Linked DNA regions of Homo sapiens: region 2 is linked to region 1. Evidence: read pairs that join two places in POLR2A ChIA-PET (ENCODE). Cell type or tissue: Panc1. All regions are shown on one strand.

Region 1 (4,000 bases):
TATAGTTGTTGTTTTTCTTATGGATATATTGATCAGTACTCATTGAGTGCCTGCTACGTGTTAGGCACTGTTTTAGGTATTGGGGATACAGTTGTAAAAACACAGTCACTGTTGTCATGAGGATTATTTTTTAACGGGGAACGCAGGCAATAAACAAATGTAAAATGGCAGATAATATAAGGGCAGAATTGCTAGTTGGTTATATGTCTGATTGTTTGCTGTAGCCTCTGTGGGCGTGAAAGGTATGAAAGGCCATAGTAGCATATTGAATAAATGGGAATTTCAGAAACCTAGGACACATGGATCCTACTTTGGAATCATACCTTTTGTAAAATCTGGCTTTAATGATTCTTTGAATCCTGATTTAAACACTATATACTAACTTTATTTGTAGAAAATTCATTTGTAGAGTAGTCTTCAGATTTATGTCTCTGGCAAAACTGTTTGATGATAGTATATAAAAAGTTAGATGGCTATTTTGAATTAAAGTGTCAGTTATTTTAATGAAAAAATTAAAAGTTATTTAGGGTATTAGTCTTATCTAACTTTTTTTAAAAATTGTACTTTAAAAAACTCATGAGTCCGGGTGCGGTGGCTCACGCCTGTAATCCCAGCACTTTGGGAGGCCAAGGCAGGTGGATCACGAGGTCAGGAGATTGAGACCATCCTGGCTAACATGGTGAAACCCCGTTTCTACTAAAAATAAAAAAAAATTAGCCAGGTGTGGTGGTGGGCGCCTGTAGTCCCAGCTACTTGGGAGGCTGAGGCAGGAGAATGGCGTGAACCCGGGAGGCGGAGCTTGCAGTGAGCCGAGATCACGCCATTGCACTCCAGCCTGGGTGACAGAGCGAGACTCTGTCTCAAAAAAAAAAAAAAAAAAAAAATCATGAAAGTGATACCATTCTTTGTTTGAAATAGAGTACCTTAAAATAGACTGATCAGTAAATGTTAATTTGAAACTGACTGATAAATGTTACTTGGAAGTTTTTGGGCAGAAAAGTTAATTATGGAAGCTGCTCCTTTTTGCACACTGAAGTTTCTGAAATTATCCATCCCCATAACCTAGAGCTCACTCAGCGGATAGAACAGCATTTATTTTTTTTTATTGGTGACAGAGTTTCACTCTTGTTGCCCAGGCTGGAGTGCAATGGCGTGATCGTGGCTCACTGCAACCCCCGCCTCCCGGGTTCAAGGGATTCTCCTGCCTCAGCCTTCTGAGTAGCTGGGACTACAAACATGCATCACCATGCCTGGCTATTTTTTTTTGAGACGGAGTCTCGCTCTGTCGCCCAGGCTGGAGTGCAGTGGCACGATCTCGGCTCACTGCAAGCTCCGCCTCCTGGATTCATGCCATTCTCCTGCCTCAGCCTCCCCAGTAGCTGGGACTACAGGCGCCCGCCACCACGCCTGGCTAAGTTTTTGTAATTTTTTAGGAGAGATGGGGTTTCACAGTGTTAGTCAGGATGGTCTTGATCTCCTGACCTCGTGATCTGCCTGCCTCGGCCTCCCAAAATGCTGGGATTACCGGCGTGAGCCACCGTGCCTGGCCCTAATTTTGTATTTTTAGTAGAGACGGGGTTTCACCATGTTGGTCAGGCTGGTTTTGAACTCCTGACCTCAGATGATCCACCCGCCTTGGCCTCCCAAAGTGCTGGGATTACAGGCGTGAGCCACTGTGCCTGACTTGCATTTATTTAATGATCATTTCTCCTGTTCCTTTGTGGAAATCCATTCAAGTGCTCTGCTATAGTTCGCTAGTAGGATTTCCTGGCCTTTGTCATATGGCTCCCTGACTGGTTAGGCGCTCCCTTAACTGTGGTTATATGTTGTCATTGTTCATTGCACATTACATTTATATAAAGTAAAGACCTTTCTTCCTTTCCTTAGGGTGAAAGGAAACACTTTTAGGCATTGTATCATTTTATCATCAGTGTCATTTTACTTTTTAGTAAAGGCTGTTTTTGTTTTCGTTTTTTGAGACAGCCTTGCTCTGTTGCCCAGGCTGGAGTGCAGTGACACAATCTTGGCTCACTGCAGCCTCAACCTCCTGGAGTCAAGTGATCCTCTTGCTTCAGCCTCCTGAGTAGCTGGAACTACAGGCATGCACCACCACACTCGGCTAATTTTTGTATTTTTGTAGAGATGAGGTTTTGCCATGTTGCCCAGGCTGGTCTTAAACTCCTAGTCTCAAATGATCTGCCTGCCTTGCCCTTCCAAGTCCTGGGATTACAGGCGTGCAGCACTACGCCCGGCTAAGGCTGATTTTTTTGATGGTTAGCAGCTTTGCTTTTATCATGAACCAGAGTCTTATTCCACTAAGTAGGACCTCTTTTGGTAATTTTTGTGGATTATAGGTTATTTGCTTGTTTTGGAGCAAATTGTGAATCATCCAGACTGTCTCACCTGCACCTCAGACTCAATATGGGCAACCTCAACATCCAGCCATTTGTTAAATTTTGTCAATTCAGCTTTCTTCATTGTCTGCTTCTCCACCTCTTTTGTATTTGTTCTCTCTCTCTCTTTTTTTTTTTTTCCCCGAGATGGAGTCTTGCTCTGTCACCCAGGCTGGAGTGCAGTGTTGCGATCTTGGCTCACTGCAACCTCTGCCTCCTGGGTTCAAGCAATTCTCCTGCCTCAGCCTCCCAAGTAGCTGGGATTACAGGTGCCCGCCACTGCACCTGGCTAATTTTTGTATTTTTAGTAGAGACGGAGTTTCACCATGTTGGCCAGGCTGGTCTCGAACTCCTGACCTTGTGATCTGCCGGCCTCAGCCTCCCAGAGTACTGGGATTATAGGCGTGAGCTACTGCGCCCAGCTGTGGTCTCTCTTTACAACTACCATCTAGTTTGGTTCTTAATTTTTTTTTACTTGGACTACTGTAAAAGCCTCATTCCATCATTGTCAGAGATACCTTACCAAATAGCCCTCTGATAATTTTATTCCTCTCCCTCTTCTCCCACAACTCAAACCTTCAGTGGCTTTCCATTGCCTGCAGAATTAGATAATTAATGGTTTTCTATAATACAACCTACTGCAACCTACTGCAGTAGTCTAATCTCCCAGGACTCTACTAAGCATATCAAATATGTCAGCCATGTTGGATCCCTGGCTGTTTGCTGAACAAGCCTGTATAACCCTCATGCTGTACCTTTCTCTTCCATAGTCTTATCTCAAGTTCTACCTCCTCTGAACTCTTTCCTTCCTGACTTTAATGTGGTTTTAACTCTTTCAGTGACTCACATTGTATTTTGTACATGCTCTGAGTATTCTGCCTTGTATGACAGTGGCTTTACACTTGCCTTGTCTCCTTTACTGTAATACAATCTCACTCAGGTGAAGCACTATGTGCCTTGCAGTACCACAGAGCCTTCCTCATTCCCAGTACAGTTCAAATTCCTTAACCATGGCTACCTCTGACCACATCCACTATACTAGTCTCCTTTTACTTTCTTTACAGCTGTAATTACTGGCCTTATTGCCTTATGCTTCAAACTGTCTGGGGTTGGGACATTCATATACATATGGATTGCTGTCAGCTTGATCTTAACAGGATTTTTTTTCTTTACACTGTTTCAAGTCTTTGCTCACATCTTACCTCCTCAGAGACTTTCCTTGATCACCCTATCTTTGTTTCCTTTTTAACAATATTTATTTTTTACAAAAATTAGCCAGGTGTGGTGGTGCATGCCTGTAATCCCAGGTACTCAGGTGGCTGAGGCACAAGAATCACTTGAATCCAGGAGGTAGAGGTTCCAGTGAGCCAAGATCGTGCCACTGCACTCCAGCCCGGGCAAGAGTAAGAAGAGTGAGAGTGTCTCAAAAAAAAAAAAATACATATATATATATATATATATATATGTATTTTTTTTTTTGCTTATATACTCTTAAGTTGTATCCCTAGCCCTTAGAGTACTTTGGCTTGAAGAAGCTGCATACCTATTTGTCAAAGGAATGTATGGACTGTGCCTGTGCCTTCCCTATGGTAGATGTGCAGTGGTAT
Region 2 (4,000 bases), 55 kb before region 1:
CCACTAACAATTATCACCTGGCTAATTATTGAATTTTTGTATAATTTTTTGTAGAGACAAGGTCTCACTTTGTTAACCAGGCTGGTCTTGAATTCCTGGACTAAAGTGATCCTCTTGCCTTGGCTTCTCAAAGTGTTGGGATTATAGGCATGAACCACTGCACCCAGTCCAAGAATTTAATTCTTTGAAAATATTTACACTTTTTTGCTCAAAATTCTCCTATGGCAAAAATACAGAGTTCTGCCCTGAGGGCCTTTGCACCTCTGGTTCCTTCAGCCTAGCATGGACTTTCTTTTTTTTTCAGAGACAGACTCTCATTCTGTCACCCAGGCTGGAGTGCAGTGGTGTAGTCACAGCTCATTGCAGCCTTGAACTCCTAGACTCAAGTGATCCTCCTTCCTCACCCTCCCAAATTGCTGGGATTACACACATGAACCACCATTCCTGACCTTGTACTTTGTTTTTTTTTTTTTTGGAGTCTCGCTCTGTCACCCAGGCTGGAGTGCAGTGGTGCGATCTCAGCTCACTTGCAACCTCCACCTCCTGGGTTCAAACAGTTCTCCTGCCTTAGCCTCCCAAATAGCTGGGACTACAGGCGTGCACCACCACGTCTGGTTAATTTTTGTATTTTTAGTGGAGACAAGGTTTCACTGTATTGGCCAGGCTGGTCTCCAACTCGTGACCTCAGGTGATCCACCCACCTCAGCCTCCCAAAGTGCTGGGATTACAGGAGTGAGCCACTGAGCCTGGCCTATCTATCTATCTATCTATCTATCTATCTATCTATCTATCTATCTATTTATTTTTGAGATGGAGTCTCACTCTGTCACCCAGGCTGGAGTGCAGTGGTGTGATCTCAGCTCACTGTGATTTCCACCTCCTGGATTCAAGCAATTCTCCTCCCTCAGCCTCCCAAGTAGCTGGGACTACAGGTGTGCACTACCATGCCTGGTTAATTTTTGTATTTTTAGTAGAGACAGGGTTTCACTATGTTGGCCAGACTGGTCTCGAACTCCTGACCTCAGGTGATTCACCCACCTCAGCCTCCCAAAGTGCTGGGATTACAGGCGTGAGCCACCACGCCCAACCCTTATACATCTTTTATTGCAAACTTAGTTATAAACAAAGTAGAAGTATTTATTTTTATTTTATTTTGAGATAGAGTTTCACTCTTGTTGCTCAGGCTGGAGTGCAATAGCGTGATCTTGGCTCACGGCAACCTCTGCCTCCTGGGTTCAAGTGATTCTTCTGCCTCAGCCTCCTGAGCAGCTGGTATTACAGGTGCCCACCACAACACCCAGCTAATTTTTTGTATTTTTAGTAGAGATGGGGTTTCACCATGTTGACTAGGCTGGTCTTGAACTCCTGACCTCAGGTAATCCACTGGCCTCAGCCTCCCAAAGTGCTGGAATTATAGGCGTGAGCCACCACACCAGGCCTATTTATTTATTTATTTATTTTGAGATGGTGTCTCAATCTTTTGCCCAGGCTGGAGTGCAGTGGCATGATCTTGTCTCACTACAACCTCTGCCTCCCAGGTTCAAGCGATTCTCCTGCCTCAGCCTCCTGAGTAGCTGGGACTACAGGCATGCACCCCCGTGCCTGGCTAATTTTTGTGTTTTTAGTAGAGACTACGTTGGCCAGGCTGGCCTCGAACTCCTGACCTCATGATCCACCCACCTTGGCCTCCCTAAGTGTTGGGATTACAGGTGTGAGTCACCGCGCCCAGTCAATATTTATTTATTTATTTACTTACTTACTTAACATAGAGACAGGATCTTGCTCTGTCATCCAGGCTAGAGTGCAGTGATGCCATCCCATCATAGCTCACTGCAGCCTCAAACTCCTGAACTCAAGTAATCCTCCTGCCTCAGCCTCCCCAGTAGCTGGGACTACAGGCGTGTGCCACCATGCCTAAGTTTTAAATTTTTTTGTAGAGACGGGGGTCTCACCTTGTTGCCCAGGCTGGTCTCACACTCCTGGGTTCAAACAATCCTTCCATCTCAGCCTTCCAAAGTGCCTGGATTACAGATGTGAGCCACCGCGCCCGGCCTACTCAAAGTCCTATCTGGGAAAATGCTATCTGGTGGTAATGTGTAATTTTCAATTTTTAAAAAAAATTGGTTCTGTAATAGTCTTTTAGGCCCTTCCCCTTTGTATAAAGATGTATTTATAAGTAAATGAATTATGAAATTGGTTCATTTCCATCTTTTTAAAAGGTAGTCAAAAATAATTGTCAGATGCAATGAGATATTGGATGAGCTGCATAGGTAAGATATAAGCAGTGTACAAAGTGGGATAAAAATGCCACTTTACATACTTTTTTTTTTTTTTTGAGACAGAGTTTTATTCTTATTGCCCAGGATGAAGTGCAGTGGCGCGATCTCAGCTCACTGCAACTTCCACCTTCCAGTTTCAAGCAATTCTTCTGCCCTAGCCTCTTGAGTAGCTGGGATTACAGGCATGTGCCACCATGCCTGGCTAATTTTTTTTGTATTTTTATTGGAGACGGGGTTTCACCATGTTGGCCAGGCTGTCTGGAGCTCCTGACTTCAGGTGATCTGCCGACTTCGACCTCCCAAAATACTGGGATTATAGGCGTGAGCCACCACACCCAGTCCACTTTTCATACTTTCTAAAACAATATTTAGGGATTTTTGTGTTAGCCACTCTCCTATCTCATTTCTCCAATTGAAGTAATGCATAAATCTTCCATTCTCTTTTTTCTCTCATTCATGGATAGAATGAATGTCTATAATGAAAAGAGCTTCTTATCAATAGCCCTCTCAGATTTGTTCTGAATTTTGCCAAATATTTGTATAACTCTGCAAAAGACTTTCTTTCCCTGCCTTCTCCTTTAGAGGGAAAAACAAACTGTAGGTGTGACAGCTTACCTCCTAGCATTGTTGTGAGGTTTGGCTGGCACAAGATAAAGTGCTGTGTAATTACTCTGAAATGTTTGTAATTAATAAAGAAATGAATTGTAGGCACTTTGTCAGTAGAAACCACTGTGATTTGGAAACGCAATGTTTCAATAATAAAGACTATAAAATTTAAAAAAGAAAAAAATTAATTCTCTCCAAATTATAAATTAAATGGTATACCTAATGACTTTCCTTAGAACTTGAAAAGCTTAACCCAAAATTTATATGAAAAGGCAAGAGCCTGGAATGGTTAAGACAACGTTAAAGAAGAAGAAGAATGTGAGACTTACCCTTATAGAGACCGCAATTAACCATAAAGCCATAGATGTTCTCAAGCCTAGTATAGCGCCTGACACACAGTAGTTAATGAATGTTTGCTCAGTAGACTGATGGGTGGAACAATGAGTTGCTTGGGGGTCAGGATTAACTCTGGAAGTGGTAGTTGTGGGAAGGGTTGAACCTGAAGATTAGGGCGACTCAGAACTGCAAAGACCAGGGAAGTTGGGTTCTGAGAAGGGGCAGGACAGAGAGCTGACTAATTTGTTTCATTTGTCTACACATACCCTTAAGCAAATTTTATCTTGTACAGTTTGAGTATGGGGTTTATGTTTTCTTAAAATTCAGCAAGCCTTTAACAGGAATGTACTCAGTATTAAGTGTGGTGTCAGATTGGCTGCAGTGTAGGAAAGCTTTTATTCCATGGGAAAGAAGTCCATGATTTTTGGAGCTATCTATTATGCAGTTATGTTGCTATAGATTTAGTTATTTGGATCTCATGATTGAAATAGTATTTTAAATTGGGGACATCTTTTGTTTGGGAGAGGTTGTTTAGAAATGACAGGTGAAGAATAAAATTATTAGAGTAAAATTTGGCCATATGTGACATGGGCATTAATGATCCAATGATTTATATATGCCAGTAATAGAATTTACAAAGGACAGCCAATGGTGAGATGCTGTTCTCTGGTGGCATTCTGGTAATAACCAGCTCTCGTATGGTGCTTGATAGTTTCCAAAGTACTTTTGCATACCTTATGTTATTTGTGCCTCCAAGGTATGTAAAGGAGGTTTATTTC

The links. ChIA-PET counts read pairs that join two places held together with the same protein. Peaks named below come from ENCODE experiments on the same cell type or tissue, not always from the same donor. Only the 100,000 strongest peaks of a DNase experiment are listed, where the experiment ranks them.
Region 2: POLR2A ChIA-PET joins it to region 1 with 7 read pairs; 14 of 35 experiments call an interaction of 5 or more read pairs at or near these places.

The regions. Positions count from the first base shown.
Region 1 is chr17:32,455,282-32,459,281 of GRCh38, forward strand. All of the region lies in intron 3 of PSMD11 (proteasome 26S subunit, non-ATPase 11), which reads left to right. Among named protein-coding and RNA genes, the nearest start is that of PSMD11, 13 kb to the left of the region's middle. In Panc1, no CTCF peak of the experiment used is centred here; no DNase peak of the experiment used is centred here.
Region 2 is chr17:32,400,361-32,404,360 of GRCh38, forward strand. No RefSeq gene overlaps it. Among named protein-coding and RNA genes, the nearest start is that of PSMD11, 42 kb to the right of the region's middle. In Panc1, no CTCF peak of the experiment used is centred here; a DNase peak (open chromatin) is centred at 1,781.